Regions from separate parts of the Homo sapiens genome. Here region 2 is linked to region 1. Evidence: read pairs that join two places in POLR2A ChIA-PET (ENCODE). Cell type or tissue: endothelial cell of umbilical vein. All regions are shown on one strand. Each heading gives the region's core, and the rest is flanking DNA. Links, peaks and the distances in the headings are about the cores only. Region 1 holds the start of MZB1 (marginal zone B and B1 cell specific protein). Region 2 overlaps UBE2D2 (ubiquitin conjugating enzyme E2 D2).

Region 1 (8,326 bases), core at 308-8,307:
ACTCAGCCAGGGACTTGGCCCAAACCCCTTCTGTTGTCTAAGTTTCGGTTTCTGCATCTGTCAAAGGGGGATTAGATTGTCTTCCTGCACATGGCTCTCGTGCAAAATAAAAATATTTCTAAAAATGAGGGTTAGAATGTTCTGTCTCTCTCCCAGGGCTTGGCCAGATCAGAGACACTCACAAACGAAACTGAAAGTTCTGGTGCCACCGATCTCCAGTTCCCAGACCTAGGTGGGGTCCAGGGCTTCTTTACTAAGGAAAAGCCCCAGCCAGAAGAATTTCCAGAGAAAGCAGGACTGAGAACCAAAATGTTGAATCTGGCTGGTCAGAAACCCAGGGCCCATCCATACCAGCTGGGGTCAAAGGCAGAGTGTGGAAAATGAACAGCCATTGGGTGTAGACCCAGTGAGACGTGTGTTCTCGGAGGGGTGCAGATAGCATGGAGTGGCTGGAATAGGTGTGCCACAAGGTGGCCTGCGTGCACAGTTTTCCTTGGTTCTCTTTTCTCATGAAGGCTCTGAAGACCTGGGATGTCACTGAAACCACCTTTGCAAAATTATGACTGAGACAGTGAAAGAGATCTAACTTAATCAGTTCCATCTTGCTTCTAACCTCCAAGTTGTCTTTCTTCATTCCTGAGTGTAGGCTGAACTAACCTTGGGAGAAACTTAGTTTTTAGTTTATAGTCTAAAACAAAGACAATAACAGCCCTTTCTCAAAGCAGACCTCCTTCTTGCCTGAGGACTAGATTGCCTTTGTAGGATGGAGCAACATTAGCCACAAGATGAGAAATTTTGGTTTAGGAGTCATGCAGCTAGAGGTTACAAGATTCTGACCCTCTCTAAACTGCTCCTAAGATCAGTGCTTGAGATACTTTGCAGACCCTGCACTTGATAGATCAGCTGGCATCACCCAGATCCATAAATTGGCTCGTTGGGACTTGTGGCCTCCACCTAGGAACTGACTCAAGGCAAGGAGACAGCTTCAACTCCCTATGATTTCAGTCCTGACCAATCAGCACTCCTGGCTCACTGGCTTCCCCGCCATCCACCAAGTTGTCCTTAAAAACTCTGCTCCCTGAATGCTTGGGGAGACTGATTTGAGTAATAGTAAAACGCTGGTCTCCTGCACAGCCAGCTCTGCGTTAATTAGTCTTTATTGCAATTCCCCTGTCTTGAGCAATCGGCTCTGTCTAGGCTTGAGCAAGGTGAACCCTTTGGGCGATTACATCACCACACCATTGATGGCTCCCTCTTACCTCTGGAAGTTGTAGGGATGCAAATTTGGCCTTCTGTAGGAGGGATGTAATATTGTGAAATATATATTTGGTCTTTGACCTCTGTTTCCTGGAGTACAATTTCTAAAATCTTAGAATCCCCAAAATGATGTCTTCTTGTGTGCTAATGATTGACTGATGGCTGGCAGCCCCTAGGGTAGCTTCAGGACAGGGGCTGGTCACCAGAGAGACCAAGGCAGGATTTCAGCCTCCCCTCACCCCCCATCCCCAGTCAAGGGAGGGCAGACAGGTTGGAGGGTAAGTTGTTCGCCAATGGCCAATGGCTTAATGAATCATACCTACGTAATGAATTATCCACAGAAACTCAAAATTGCAGGGTTCAGAGATCTTCTGGATAGCTGAACACGTGGAGGTTCCTGGACGGTGTTGCATCCATGGAGGGCATGGAAGCTCCGAGCCCATTCCCCATACCTTGCCCTACACATCTCTGCATCTGTATCCTTTGTAACATCCTTTATAATAAACTGGTAAACGTTTCTCTGAGCTCTGCGAACCACTCTAGCAAATTAGTTGAACTCAAAAGAGGGGGTTGTGGGAACCTCATCTTGAAGCCAGTAGGCCAGAAGCTCCAGAGGCCTGGAGTTGGAACTGGTGTCTGAATGGGGGACAGAATGGTGGACTGAGCCCTCAGCCTGTGGGATCTGACACTATCTCCAGGTAGATAGTGCCAGAATTGAATTTTGGAGGGCACCCAGCTGGTGTCAGCTGCAGAATTGCTTGCCTGGTGTGTGGGGGAAAGCCCCCACGCATTCGGTCACAGCCATCTTCTGTGCTGTTGTCGAGTGAGAGAATAGAAAAAGCATTTTGAAGGCCGGGCGCGGTGGCTCATGCCTGTAATCTCAGCACTTTGGGAAGCCAAGGCGAGCGGATCACCTGAGGTCAGGAGTTCAAGACCAGCCTGGCCAACATGGTGAAATCCCGTCTCTACTAAAAATACAAAAATTAGCCGGGCATGATGGTGGGTGCCTGTAATCCCAGCTACTCAGGAGGCTGAGGTGGGAGAATCGCCTGAACCTGGGAGGTGGAGGTTGCATCGAGCCAAGAACACTGCACTCCAGCCTGGGTGACAGAGTGAGACTGTCTCAAAAAAAAAAAATTGATTTTGAGAGTTTTTTTTTTTTTTTCACAAGGGACATCAGCAGAAACACCAATGTCTGCACTCCCAGCCCCACAAGCACCTTTTGCAGAGAAAAGAAGTGAGGTCACTGGGTTTTATTTGAGTCCAGAGGGGAAGGCGTTGACTCCCACCCAGGCCCGAGTGCCCTGAGGCTGGAGGAGGGAGGCAGGATGGCAGCACAGAGCAAGGGCTTCCTGCCCTCCTGGCTGCCTGCAGACGGGAGTGGAGACCGTCAGAGCAAGCCCCAGCTTCTTTCAGAGGAGGGTAGAGTCCAGGACTAGAGCTCTTCTCTTGTGGCTGACACCTTCTCTGAGCAGGCCCCCTGGGGTCCCCCACATAGCAATGCCTCCAGAGCCCCTCGGCCTTGTTGGTGGGCTTCATAGATCTGGTCTTCTCCAAACTCCCCCAAGTAGTGCAAACATGTCCTGGAGAGCCTAGGGGAGCCCAGCAGGAGCCTCAGATGCTGCCCAGCCCACAGTGGGGCAAACCAAGGCTCCAGGAGCTTCATCCTATCCCCAAGCCCCGGGCATCACCTGGTAGGCCAGGGGCCCCCTGTGACCATCACGCTGATGCTTGGCTCTGGCCCCTCGCTAAGTCCTGGGCCTGTGAGACGTTTCACTTGGTCCACTTCTCGAACTCCGTAGCTGGTGGCAGTGGAGAGGAGAGGAGTACAGTTTTGGCAGGAGCCCAGCCAGGGAGAGACCCATCTCCACAGCAAGCTGGACATGCTGGGCATTTGTGGAATTCAGAGAGGGAAAGCCCCTGGCCCAAGGTCACAAGGTGACCTTGTCCACTGGCCCTCTGCTCTCCCACTTGCTCTCAGCTCCAGAGCCCAGACTTCATCCCAGCCAGCCCCTCCCTTGGACCAGAGTCCTAGAGGAGTGTGTGTGTTGTGTGAGCGGCTGAGTGGGAATCTCCACCCACCAGGCCTGCCCTTGGAGGAGGGAGGTGGGGGGCAGGATTGGCAACTCACTCCTGCCAGTTCCGGGAGCAGCTCCGGTCCAGGACATCCGTGTAGACCAACTCGCTCAGCTCCCGCCGCCCCCCAGAGTTTGAGGTATGAAGTTTGGTCTCTGCCTTTGCCAGATTTTGCCACATCTGGAACAAGGAGGGACTGGGAGGCAGGGCCTCAGGACTGCTGCTCAGTTAGGGGGAGGTGGGGAGGATAGGAGCAGAGTCTCTGGGGAAAATAAAGTGGCAAGAGAGCCGTTTGAGCAGGAAGCACCTGTGAGGCTGTTGCATGGCCCCTCCCCCAGCCCCCAAAGCTCTCTGGGATGGGGATGGGGGATGGGAAAGAAATGCTGAAGTGGTAGGTGAGGCCTGGGCACTGGGGTCCCTCGTCCAGGGCACACCTGCCCAGTGGCAAGTGTCATTTTATTTTTATTTATTTATTTATTTAGAGAGAGTCTCACGCCGTTCGTCGCCCAGGCTGGAGTGCAGTGGTACGATCTCAGCTCACTGCAGCCTCCACCTCCCAGGTTCAAGTGATTCTTCTCCCTCAGCCTCCCAGGTAGCTGGGACTACAGGTATGTGCCACCACACCCGGCTAAAATTTTGTATTTTCAGTAGTGACGGGGTTTCACCATGTTGGCCAGGCTGGTCTCGAACTCCTGAGTTCAGGCGATCGGCCCCGCTCAGCCTCCCAAAGTGCTGGGATTACAGGCGTGAGCCACCGCGCCCGGCCGGCACGTGCCATTTTAAACCACAAGAGCAAGGTAAGAAAAACTGGAGCCCAATATTCAATCACACAAGTACTCCCAGGCCCCCACCTCACAGAGACACTGGCACGCAGGCATGCTCAGCAGGTGTGTGTGTGAAGCCAGACACACGCATACTCACGTGCAGGCGCTCACACGTGTGCACTTGCACCATGTACACATAGCCAAAGCCGCCCCGTCAGGGTTGGGGAGGGAGTCCGGACTCAAGGATGGGCCTGGAAAGGGAGAAGTCTAAGGACAAGTGAGTGATTCCCTGGGGTCTCAAAATACTGAGGAGGTCTCCCAGATTGTCTGCTGTTAGGCAGGCAGATGGGTAAACTGAGGCATGGAATATATGAAAGGCTGCATCTGTGGCTTGATGCCCAGTGGTAGGGATTGGGGATCAAAGGCCGGTGGTGGAATGTGAGGTGGGTGGAGGGGTCTGGCTTGAGAAGGGGTGTGAGCAGGGCAGGGTGACAGTGGTGAAGGACTCACCTGGTAAGCCACAGCTCTGCAGGCATCACAGCGCAGGTGAGCGGGCATGTGGGCTGAGTACATCTCCTCATCATCCAGTTGTGGGGCTGTGGCTGTGAGTGGCGCCCTGTCCCCGAGGCCCCCTGGGATGGCCCAGGCTCCCAGCAGCAGCAGCAGCAGTGGCAGTGACAGCCTCATGGCCCCAGGAGCCAGTTCAGCAAGTGTAGTCTGTGGTTGAGGTGCAGATGTGTGTGTGCTTGTGTGGTGTGGGGACCGCCACAGAACACCTGGCCTAGACCAATGGGGAACTGACACCTCACCCCTCCCATCCTCCTCCCACTCCCTCCTCCAGGGCCCCGAAGATGCCACGTGGGCATTGTCCTCTAGCTGGACCCTGGCTCCAGCCATCTCAGCTCCATTTCACAGATAGGGAGCACTGAGGCAAGGAGAGGGGCTGGGCCTAGGCAGGAACACATAGGGGCCGATACTGCCCACATCCTGTGATCTGGCCAAGTGGCAGGCACTGTGCTGAGTGCCTTGTGGGAAGAGTTGGTTGGCTGCCGTCATCTTTTTTTGTTTCATTGACCTTTCTGAGAAATGAGACTGTCATGTTTATTCTGCCTCTTCCGACACAAAGGCTCAGAGAGAGGTGACAAATCCAAGGCCACATAGCTAGAGGGGCCATGCTGAGAAACCCAAGCCTGATTGACCCCAAGGCTCCCTGGCCACTCAACCACCAGAAGGAATGAGGTGTGGCTGCCAGCCTCCTGGGAGGCAAGTTCAGGGAGACAGGGATGCTACAGTGTTTCCAAGACACACATGGTCTCCTTCCCTAGCCCTGAGGTCCCCTCCACCCAGGCCATACCCAGGCGTGGAAGGGCACTGTGGAGGGTGTTGAGAGGCTGTGGCAGGAAATCAGGCACCTCACACCAGTTATTTCAGCCATGATGGCTCCATGGTCAGTGATTTATTACACACCAGGATGAGGTAAAGACACCTGGGGTGGCCCCAGGGCCCTCCATGCCATCGGAGCTGGCATCTCCAGCTAGAAAATGGCCAGTTGTTCTGATTCGTAGCTCTCCTAGTCAGCTTCCAGTCCAGGGCAGAGGGCAGGGACTGCTAGGGACCTGGGCCCCCTGACAGGCCTGGAACAACGAAGGCATCCATCCCCATCCCTGCCACTGCTTCTCATGGAAACTGTCCTTCCCAAACTCATCACATCACACACCAGGCTGGCAAGGGCCAGCCATTTCCGGTTCAGAACTATATACAGACCCCCACGCACACCACCTCCCACCTCATGCAGACCCCCCTCATCTCCCTCAGAGGCTCCTGGAATCTCAGGGCAACTGAAGTGCAGGCTCTGGGCCCTGTCCCTTGCTGTGACTGGTCTGTAGGGCCAGCCCCTCTCTGGCCATTGTTGCCACATCTGTTACTGGGGAGTGGAACCTGCCAAGAGCTTCAGATCCCTCTGGATACTCCACCAGGGGTATCGCTTCTACTGCTGGCCCTAACCCACCTTCTGGCCACACAGAGGGGTCAAGAGGCTCCTGTGGGACAAGAGCCCAACCCTCCCTCTTCTCAGAGCTTCCTGATGACCATTTCACCTACTCCCGATGTAGGGGGTGGGGGACTGAAGCCCCACCCCTGGCCCAAAAATGAGTCAGCTCAGCTCTGAGGGCCAGGCTCCCCATCTTCCCACCCCAAGTTCCAGGCTAACCCCCAACCCAGGCCCTCCCTGTATTCCTTGCTTTGCCTCCACCTGCTGTCCCCCGCCTTAGCTCTTTCTCGGAGCCAGCCTGGCCTGGGCTGTACTGGCCACTTTCCCCCCAGTAACCTCCAGGGCCAAAGCTCAGCTCCTCTTCCTAAGAGCAGACTCGACAGCCAGAGTCCTTCCTGCCACCTCACCAGGGGCACTGGCCAGCCTCACCTCAGCTGGGCCCACCATCAGGGAGGGCAGACAGTTCCCCGCCCTGTCTCCTGCTGCTCCCGTTCCTGCTGCCCCACGGCAGCCACAGCACCTCCTCTGATCGGCTCCTGGGGACAAGCCCAGGGATGCCTCACTTTCCCTATTTGCTTGCCCGCATATACACATATACACACACCCACACACCACACCACACCACGCCCTGGGAATGCCTGGGAAAGGGATACATAATTTTGTTGGGGGAGGAAGTAGGCAGCCACTTCCTGGGTGACTCCAGCTCCACCAGCCTCGGGGCTCAGATTCATTCTCTGAAGATCACTTCCTGTCCGACGACTGACTGGGATGGGTTAAAGACAGAGGCGACGGAAGGAGAGGAGGGTAGGGGCTTGGATGCCAGAACCTCCCAGGCATCCAAGGGCTCCAACTCCATGGGGATCGGCCCGGGGCCTCACAGCGGGAACAATGAACCCTTGCCGGGCTGGGTGGGACCTGAGCTGGAGGGCGGCGCACAGAGGAGCAGAGGAGGTGCGGGGTTGGGGGTCCCGCTCACCGGCAGGTAGTAGGTCCCGTCCAGGGGCCCTGCCTCAGAGACCCAGGGTAGCTGGGGGCTGCCGAGGGCCTGCGGGCCCGGGGACGGTGGCAGAGAGAGGCTGGGTATAGGCCCATAGGCGGGCGGGTAGAGGCCGAGCCCCAGGGCCAGAGGGGTGTAGACGCGGTGGGGCGGCCCGGGAGACGAGGGCGGCAGCAACACCTCCACGTACTGCCCACTCTCAGGGTCGAAGAGCACCCGCAGCCGAGGCTGCCGCGGCGCCTCCACAAAGTAGTAGCGGCCGCTCTCGGGGTCCACCAAGACCTTCCCCAGGGGCGCGGCCCCGGGCTGCCTGCGCGCTCCCTGGGAGGGGCTTTGCGGGGACCGGTCCGTGGGAGGCGCCGAGGCAGCGCGGGGCTGGGCTGGGGCCGTCCTGCCCGCCAACGCCAGGGGCTCCCGCGGGAGTGGCGCCTGGACGGCAGCCGCGGGCTCGGGGGCCGTAGGTGGTGTCTTCGGTTTGGGTGCTATCCCAGGGCTCGGGCTGGCTTGCATCTGAGGGGAGCCGGGGCGGGGCGATCGGACCCCTGCTGGCCCTACGGGGGAGCGCTGGGATGAGCTGCGGGCGCCGCCTAGAGGGCTGGTCCGACCGTCGCCGTCGGGGACCAGGCGCTGGGCCTCTACATCCCTGTTCTCTCCTCCAGGGCCGCGCGCTCGCACTCGCGAGGTTACCTCGGGCCGGCGACCCAAGGCCAGGGCCCCAGGCAGGCGGATCTCTGTGCGCTTGAAGGGCTTCGCCGTGCTGTTCTCTGCCCTCCGCCGCAGGACCCCGTTGGGCTGTGAGGCGTCCCGGGCGACCGTGTCGAAGGACGGTTCAGGAGGCTCGTAGGGGTGCGGCACCACCGGTAGAAAATCCTTGATGAAAACGGAAGTGTAGTGAGCCGGGGCGGGGGGCCCCAGTGCTGGCGGCTCTTGCGTCTTGGATTCGCCGCCCTCCTCCCCGCAGGGGTCGGCAGGAGGCGCAGGCAGCCCAGAGCCTTGTGCTCCTGCCGGGAAGCCTGGCGCGTACGTGGTCTTCACCAACTTGCGCACGTCTCGAGGCCGCGGAATGGCCATGCGCGGGCGTCCCGAGGCCGCCTCTCCAGGACCCAAGACTTCCGGGCACTTATCCGCGTCCAGGGTGCCCACAGGGTGGCTGCCGGGCGGCTCGGGTGCTGCTACCTCTGGGGACTGCTGACTCCCTCCAAAGGCAAGATCTGAAATTTCCCGCGTGGATGGACTCTGCAT
Region 2 (8,326 bases), core at 177-8,176, 210 kb after region 1:
TGCCCAGCCATGATGACAATTTTTAACAGCTATTTTAATCCACACTTACAGTCAGGATAATTCTTGCACAGACCCAGTTGGTTAAAAAAAGAAAAAGAAAATTTTAAAGGGTAATTTATTTTTCAAATGGGCAATATACACACTTTTATAAAATTCAAAATGTGTAAAAGCAATATATATAGTTCTCATTCTCACCCCTAAGCTTTCCTTCCTAAAGGCAATTATTTATTAACTAGTTTCTTGTGGGTTTTTTTTTTGTTTTTTGTTGTTTTTTTTTTTTTTTTTTTGAGACAGAGTCTCACTCTATCACCCAGGCTGGAGTGCAGCGGTGAGATCTGGGCTCACTGCAACCTCCGCCTCCCTCGTTCAGGCAATTCTCCTGCCTCAGCCTCCCGAGTAGCTGGGACTACAGGCGCGCGCCACCATGCCCGGCTAATTTTTGTATTTTTAGTAGAGATGGGGTTTCAGCATGTTGGCCAGGCTGGTCTCGAACTCCTGACCTCATGATCCGCCCACCTCAGCCTCCCAAAGTGCTGGGATTACAGGTATGAGCCCCTGTGCCTGGCGTTTCTTGTGTATTCTTGGGAGATATTTTATGCACATGTAAAGATGGATAGTTACGTGCTTTTTCTTTTTTAAAAAAGATCTGTTTCTGAATCTGAATGTCCTGTGTGTGTGTATGTGTGTGTGACAGAGTCTCGCTCTGTCACCCAGGCTGGAGTGCAGTGTCACAATCTCAGCTCACTGCAACCTCCGCCTCCTGGGTTCAAGCGATTCTCCTGCCTCAGCCTCCCCGGTAAATGGGATTACAGGTGTGCGCCACCACACCCAGCTAATTTTTGTATTTTTTTTAGAGATGGGGTTTCACCATGTTGGTCATGCTGGTCTCGAAGTCCTGACCTTGTGATCCACCCGCCTTGGCCTCCCAAAGTGCTGGGATTACAGGTGTGAGCTACCGTGCCCAGCCCAAATGTACTTTTAAGAATAAAAAACTGGCCAGGCACTGTGGCTCACACCTGTAATTCCAGCACTTTGGGAGGCTGAGGCGGAAGGATCGCTTGAGTCTAGGCATTAGACACCAGCCTGGGAAACATAGTGAGACCTTGTCTCTGCATTAAAATAATAATAATAATAATAATAGGCCAGGTGCGGTGGCTCACTCCTGTAATCCCAGCACTTTGGGAGGCCGAGGTGGGCAGATCACGAGGTCAGGAGATCGAGACCATCCTGCTAACACGGTGAAACCCCATCTCTTCTAAAAATACAAAAAAAATTAGCCCGGCGTGGTGGTGGGCACCTGTAGTCCCAGCTGCTCAGGAGGCTGAGGCAGGAGAATGGCGTGAACCCGGGAGGCGGAGCTTGCAGTGAGCCAAGATCGTGCCACTGCATCCAGCCTGAGCAACAGAGCAAGACTCCATCTAAAAAAAAAATTACATTAAAAAAAATAATAAACAACTTTGAGATAGGGTATTACAGTAACATTTAGTGTACAATTTGAGTTTTGACAAATATAGTTGTCCAATCTCTACCAAAATAATGATTTTGAACATTTCTATCACTCCTCAAATTTTCTTCATGTCTCTTTTATAGTTATTCCCCCCTCCAACTCCCTCCAGCCACTGGAACCATGGATCTGCTTTCTGTCACTATAGTTTTGCCTGTTCTAGAATGTCATATAAATGGAATCATACATCATGTAGCCTTATGTCTGGCTTCTTTCACTTAGCAGTATGCTTTTGAGATTCAGCTGTATCAGTGCCATCAGCCAAGGAAGTGTTGAATGAGTGTGTTAAATGTCTATTAGCCTAAGTTTGGCTTAGGGTTTTAAAATTATATTGGCTCCTGAAATGGACTGATGGATCTTGTATTCTGCTTAGATAAATCTTAGCTCTTGAGTTAAAAACCTTGATGTTATTCAGCATGGAAAAAAGTAACTCAGTTTGAAAGGGGCAAAAGATTAAAGCGAAATCAAAAGTAAAATTCCACTTAATGAACATGGCAGGACTTCAGAATTGTTCAATTGTTAAATTGTTAAATTCAAGTTATATTTTAATTAACAACCTGTTGCTATAGCAATGTCTTAAATAAAGCCAGGTGTTCTTAGTTATACCAACCTGTGCTGTCAGTAATATTTGAGAATGGGAACTATACAGTAGGCTATTACTTTTTTTCTTGAGATGGGCAGAAAATCTCTATTTTAGAGACATAAAATCTAAAATTTGAGATATTTGAGTAAGTTAATCGTTATCTCAATCCAGAGCCTTCTTTTTATTCAAACTTTATTTCTTTTTTTTTGAGACGAAGTCTCGCTCTGTCGCCCAGGCTGGAGTGCAGTGGCGTGATCTTGGCTCACTGCCAGCTCCACCTCCCGGGTTCACACCATTCTTCTGCCTCAGCCTCCCGAGTAGCTGGGACTACAGGCACCCGCCACCATGCCTGGCTAATTTTTTATATTTTTAGTAGAGATGGGGTTTCACCATGTTAGCCAGGATGGTCTCGATCTCCTGACCTCGTGATCTGCCTGCCTCAGCCTCGTGCTGGGATTACAGGCATGAGTCACTGTGCCTGGCCCTTTTTCAAACTTTATTTCTGTACTTTATGCTTTGTGTACTCCAAGCTTACAGACAGGATGAAACGACATAAGAGTCTAAATGGTTTTGGATTTAAAAAATCTTAGACTTTACTGTTTTTACTCTTGTAGTTTTAAAGTATAATCAAAACTAGTTCTTCTTGAGAACTTTCTTTTTGTCTCAAAAACCAAGCTGAGGGGAAATGGAATATAGTATGATTTCCTGCCTTGTGATTTTTCAGGCATCCTCACCCAATAACAAGTCTCAAGTTTCTGGGCTTTTATGTTTAAAAAGCTGAGAAGCTGGTAACTGGTTGTAAAGCATTATTCCAGGTAGACCAATCTCTGACTACAAAGCCTTTTTTTTTTTTTTTTTTTTTTTTTTGAGATGGAGTCTCCCTCTGTCACCCAGGCTGGAGTGCAGTGGCATGATCTCGGCTCACTGCAACCTCCCTTTCCTGGGTTCAAGCATTACTTCTGCCTGAGCCTCTCAAGTAGCTGGGATTACAGGCGTGTGCCACCACTCCCAGCTAATTTTGTGTTTTTTTAGTACAGATGGGGTCTTGCTATGTTGGCCAGGCTGGTTTCAAGCTCCTGGCCTCAAGTGATTGGCGCCACCTTGGCCTCCCAAAGTGTTGGGATTACAGGTGTGAGCCATCGCTCCTGGGAACTACAAAGCTCTATGGTGGCTTTTATTACTTCAGTCAGCCTTTTAAAATATATTCCTTTTTTTTTTTTTTTTTTTTTTTTTTGAGACAAAGTCTCGTTCTGTTGTCCCAGGCTGGAGTGTAGTGGCATGATCTTGGCTCACTGCAACCTCTGCCTCCTGGGTTCAAGCAATACTCCTGCTGTAGCCTCCCGAGTAGCTGGGACTATAGACATGCACCCACTACGCTCGGCTAATTTTTGTATTTTTAGTAGAAATGGGGTTTTACCATGTTCACCAGGCTAGGCTGGTCTCGAACTCCTGACGTCAGGTGATCCTCCCACCTCGGCCCCACAAAGTGCTGGGATTACAAGCATGAGCCACTGTGCCCAGCCTAAAATATATTCCTTCAAAGTTTTTTCTACTTTTAGAACCCTGGTAGTGGACTTCCACTGAAAGCATATCAACTTGTCAGATGGTCCAGTATAATTTTGGAACATTTATGACTTTAGGAGCTTGTCCCAAGTGTAACCTAATAGTTTTGAGGTACAAAAATTGGCCTTAAATTTTTTTTTTGAAAAATAATAAATGAAATGTTTACATTAAAACAATTTTGGCCAGGCGCGGTGGCTCACGCCTGTAATCCCAGCACTTTGGGAGGCCAAGGTGGGCGGATCACCAGGTCAGGAGATTGAGATCATCCTGGCTAACACGGTGAAACCCTGTCTCTACTAAAAATACAAAAAGTTAGCCGGGCGTTTGGGTCGGGCACCTGTAGTCCCAGCTACTCGGGAGGCTGAGGCAGGAGAATGGCGTGAACCCTGGAGGCGGAGCTTGCAGTCAGCTGAGATTGCGCCACTGCACTCCAGCCTGGGCGACAGAGCAAGACTCCGTCTCAAAAAACAAACAACAAACAAACAAAAAAAACAGTATTTTTGGCTCTTTAATACATAATACATGTTTTTTGTTTGTTTGTTTTTTTGAAATGGAGTCTCGCTCTATCACCCAGGCTGGAGTGCAGTGGTGCAATCTTGGCTTACTGCAACCTCCGCCTCCCTGGTTCAAGGGATTCTCCTGCCTCAGCCTCCTGAGTAGCTGGTATGACAGGCATGTATCACCATGCCCAGCTAATTTTTTCTATCTTCAGTAGAGACAGGCTTGTTGGCCAGGCTGGTCTCGAACTCCTGACCTCAAGTGATCTGCCCGCCTCAGCCTCCCAAAGTGCTGGGATTACAGGTGTGAGCCATCACGCCCGGCCCATAATACATGACACATGTTTTACCTTCCTGATTGTATTTATTTGCTAAGCTCTGAACAAAGCAAAAATGACCCACTTTAAAAAAATACACATTGCCTTGAAGAATCCAAAATACCTTAAAGATTCACCAATCTACTCATCTCTTACTCTGAAGGAATGCTCTTAAGAGAGTTTCACCAGCAGGACAGAGAATATTGGTAACAATATAAACTTTAGTAATGGATAAAAGGTACATTTATGTTGAATATATTTCTTTTCTTTCTTTTTTCTGTAGGAATTGAATGATCTGGCACGGGACCCTCCAGCACAGTGTTCAGCAGGTCCTGTTGGAGATGATAGTAAGTATTTAAAAGGAATAATGGAGTAATAGCATAACAGTGGTTATTTTGTGTGAAGAAACAATTATGGTATAGGGAAGAGGCAGTGTTTAACCCTTAGTGGCCCATGAAGGGAGCAACTCTATGTTCATCCCATTATCATCTGTGTTGTTCATTACATTTTGAATCTTCTGCCAGGTATTGGCTATGTAGTTGTTCTAGTCCTCTCCTACCTTACCTTCATCCCTTCTGGGTATTTTCCTGGAGTGAAATATTTAAGCTTTTACCTACAACTAGCTATTATTCTTGAGTAAGATAATACTAAGGATGATAGTATGTGTGTCTGTGTCTGACTTTCTACTGACTCATACTTGCGAAATCAGGTCTTTATTTATTTTTTTCTTGAGACAGGGTCTCGCTCTGTCAAGCCCGGGCTGGAGTGCAGTGGCGTGATCTCAGCTCACTGCAGCCTCTGCTTCCTGGGTTCAAGTGATTCTCGTGCCTCAGCCTCTCGAGTATCTGGGATTACAGGTGCATGCCACCACGCCTGATTAATTTTTGTATTTTTAGTAGATTCGTGGTTTCGCCATGTTGGCCAGGCTGGTCTCAAACTCCTGGCCTCAGGTGATCCGCCCGCTTTGGCCTCCCAAAGTGCTGGGATTATAGGCATGAACCACCACACCTGGCCAAAAGCAGGTCTTTATTTTTAATGTCCAATTTATCTGCTTAATTTTGTCTAAAAAGATGATCTTAATGCATACATTAGATGATAATTTCCTCTTTGTTCCACTTCATTTCAACATAATTTTTTCCCATATAGTGTCTTTTAACTTTTTTTAAAGAGGGGATATTTGAATGAGACTATGCTATGTGATGTAAAACTAATTCACAAAAAACTGTAACATTTGGTTGGGTGTGATGGCTCATGTCCCTAATCCCAGCACTTTAGGAGACCGAGGCAGGTGAATCAATTGAGCCCAGGAGTTCAAGACCAGCTTGGTCAACATGGTGAAGCCCTGTCTCTACAAAAAACACACAAAAAAATTAGCCGGGTATGTTGGTGCATGCTGGTAGTCCGAGCTACTTGGAAGGCTAAGGTGGGAGGTTTGCTTTAGCCTGAGCCTGGGTAGCAGAGTTTACAGTGAGCCAGGACCATGCCACTGCACTCCAGCTTGGGCGACAGAGTGAGACGCTGTCTCAAAAAATAAAAACAGGACGGGGCGTCATGGCTCATGCCTCTAATCCCAGCACTTTGAAAGGCCGAGGCGGGCGGATCACGAGGTCAGAGTTTGAGACCATCCTGGCCAAGATGGTGAAACCCCGCCTCTACTAAAAATAGAAAAAAATTTAGCCAGGCATGGTGACAGGCGCCTGTAATCCCACCTACTTGGGAGGTTGAGGCAGACAACTGCTTGAATCCAGGAGGCAGAGGTTGCAGTGAGCTGAGATTGTGCCACTGCACTCCAGCCTGCGTGACAGAGTGAGACTTACTCTCAAAAAAAAAAAAAAGAAAAAAAAATTTGTAACATTTAACAAATATTTTAAAGTATGCATACTTACAAACACTTGTGTAAATATGTAGATTCAGACCAAAATGAGTACATGGTTAAATTAGCTTATGTTTAATATTTTTTTGTTTGTTTGTTTTGTTTTTTAAGATGGAGTCTCACTCTGTTGCCCGTGCTGGAGTGCAGTGGCGTGACCTCGGCTCACTGCAAGCTCCGCCTCCTGGGTTCATGCCATTCTCCTGCCTCAGCCTTCCAAGTAGCTTGGATTACAGGCACCTGCCACCACACCTGGCTAGTTTTTGTATTTTTAGTAGAGACGGGGTTTCGCCATGTTGGCGAGGCTGGTCTTGAATTCCTGACCTTAGGTGATCCACCTGCCTTGGCCTCCCAAAGTTCTGGAATTACAGGCGTGAGCTACTGCGCCTGGCCTCAAATTGTTTTTTCCTGATTTTTCTTAATAATGTTGTGTCTGGGCCCAGCCCAGTGGCTCACACCTGTAATCTCAGTGCTTTGGGAGGCTGAGGCAGGCAGATCACTTGAGCCCAGGAGTGCGAGACCAGCCTGGGCAACATGGTGAAACCCTCTCTCTACAAAAAAATACAAAAATTAGCCTGGCCTGGTGGTGCATGCCTGTAGCCCCAGCTACTCAGGAGTTTAAGGTGGGAGGATCGCTTGAGTCCAGGCAGTTGAGGCTGTAGTGAGCCAAGGTTGCACAACTGCACTCCAGCCTGGGCAACGGGAGCGAGACTCTCTCAAAACAAAAACAACAACAACAACAACAAAAAACGGAAAAAAAGAATGTGTCTGGTCTGCTAAATCCTGAAGAATCAAAGCAAGGCCCTTTCACAAGGATTACTTTACAAATAGATAAATATTATAAATTATGAGTCTAAGTACATGTCATGAAAAAACTCATTTACATTATTATATTCTGACTTACCTAGCGTGAGTAACTATAGTATTTGGTACCAAACAAGGCAGGCTAAGTACTTAAACTATACAAAATAATTTAGTAAGTGCTGTTACACACGTTGTCTCATTTAAGCCTTACAACAACTCATTTAGGTGAGTGGAGTAGAAATTTTAAATTGTTTTAGAAAAAAGTCCCATGAGAATCTCATGGAGATTCTCCATGTGAACTCACTCTCAGGTTTTCTGATTCTAGTTTGTCCTTCCACTGTATCATATGGGCCACATACATCAGTGTACTCTTTCTATTCAGTTGGAAAAGTGCTTTTAGGTAAATTCCTCCAAGTTAAGAATGGCTGAAAATCTTTAATTAAAAGTGGTTGGAGTCAGGGGATTTGATTTCAATTTTGAAGTTTTCTTTAGCATGCTAAAGTAATTTGTCTTTGCTTTGCTTCTGCCATAGTTAGCACTATACATTTCTTTCTCAGGTTGAAAAATTGTTCCCTTTGGAGAGTTAAATAAAACTCTCCCACAGCCGAGTGCGATGGTTCACGTCTGTAATCCTAGCACTTTGGGAGGCCAGGAGTTCAAGACCAGCCTGGCCAACATGGTGAAACCCTGTCTCTACTAAAAATACAAAAATTAGCTGGGCGCGGTGGCGCCTGCCTATAATCCCAGCTACCTAGGAGGCTGAGGCAGGAGAATCGTTGGAACTGGGAGGCGGAGGTTGTGGTGAGCCGAGATCCCGCCACTACACTCCAGCCTGGGTGACAGAGTGAGACTCTGTCTCCGAAAAAAAAAAAAAAAAAAAAAAAGGCTGGGTGTGGTGTCTCACGTCTGTACGCCTGTAATGCCAGCACTTTGGGAGGCCGAGGCAGGTGGATTACCTGAGGCCAGGAATTCAATCAAGACCAGTCTGGCCTTGAACTCTGGTGAAACCCCGTCTACTAAAAATAAAAATACAAGAAATTAGCCAGGTGTGGTGGTGGGAGCTGTAATCCCATCTATTTGGGAGGCTGAGGCAGGAGAATCGCTTGAACCCGGGAGGCAGAGGCTGCAGTGAGCCGAGATCACGCCATTGCACTCCAGCCTGGGCAACAAGACTGAAACTCCGTCTCA

The links. ChIA-PET counts read pairs that join two places held together with the same protein. Peaks named below come from ENCODE experiments on the same cell type or tissue, not always from the same donor. Only the 100,000 strongest peaks of a DNase experiment are listed, where the experiment ranks them.
Region 2: POLR2A ChIA-PET joins it to region 1 with 10 read pairs; 3 of 35 experiments call an interaction of 5 or more read pairs at or near these places.

Annotation. Positions count from the first base shown.
Region 1 is chr5:139,385,073-139,393,398 of GRCh38, forward strand. MZB1 (marginal zone B and B1 cell specific protein) reads right to left here and starts at 4,841. Exons shown (of 4, transcript NM_016459.4): 1 at 4,608-4,841; 2 at 3,389-3,513; 3 at 2,949-3,059; 4 at 2,395-2,849. The coding sequence starts at 4,784. The coding sequence ends at 2,693. PROB1 (proline rich basic protein 1) reads right to left here. Exons shown (of 1, transcript NM_001161546.2): 1 at 5,520-8,326. The coding sequence ends at 6,962. It also overlaps a transcript of SLC23A1 not described here and a transcript of SPATA24 not described here. RefSeq lists enhancers at 1,546-1,665, 2,908-2,957, 2,978-3,525, 3,526-4,073, 4,074-4,621 and 4 more and silencers at 5,978-6,027, 7,298-7,707. In endothelial cell of umbilical vein, for the core only: CTCF peaks have their summits at 7,673 (motif pointing left) and 7,875; DNase peaks (open chromatin) are centred at 3,379 and 7,669; H3K4me3 peaks cover 917 bases.
Region 2 is chr5:139,595,625-139,603,950 of GRCh38, forward strand. It overlaps UBE2D2 (ubiquitin conjugating enzyme E2 D2), which reads left to right. Exons shown (of 7, transcript NM_003339.3): 2 at 4,748-4,811. Among named protein-coding and RNA genes, the nearest start is that of UBE2D2, 38 kb to the left of the region's middle. RefSeq lists enhancers at 7,487-7,987, 7,988-8,326. In endothelial cell of umbilical vein, for the core only: no CTCF peak of the experiment used is centred there; no DNase peak of the experiment used is centred there.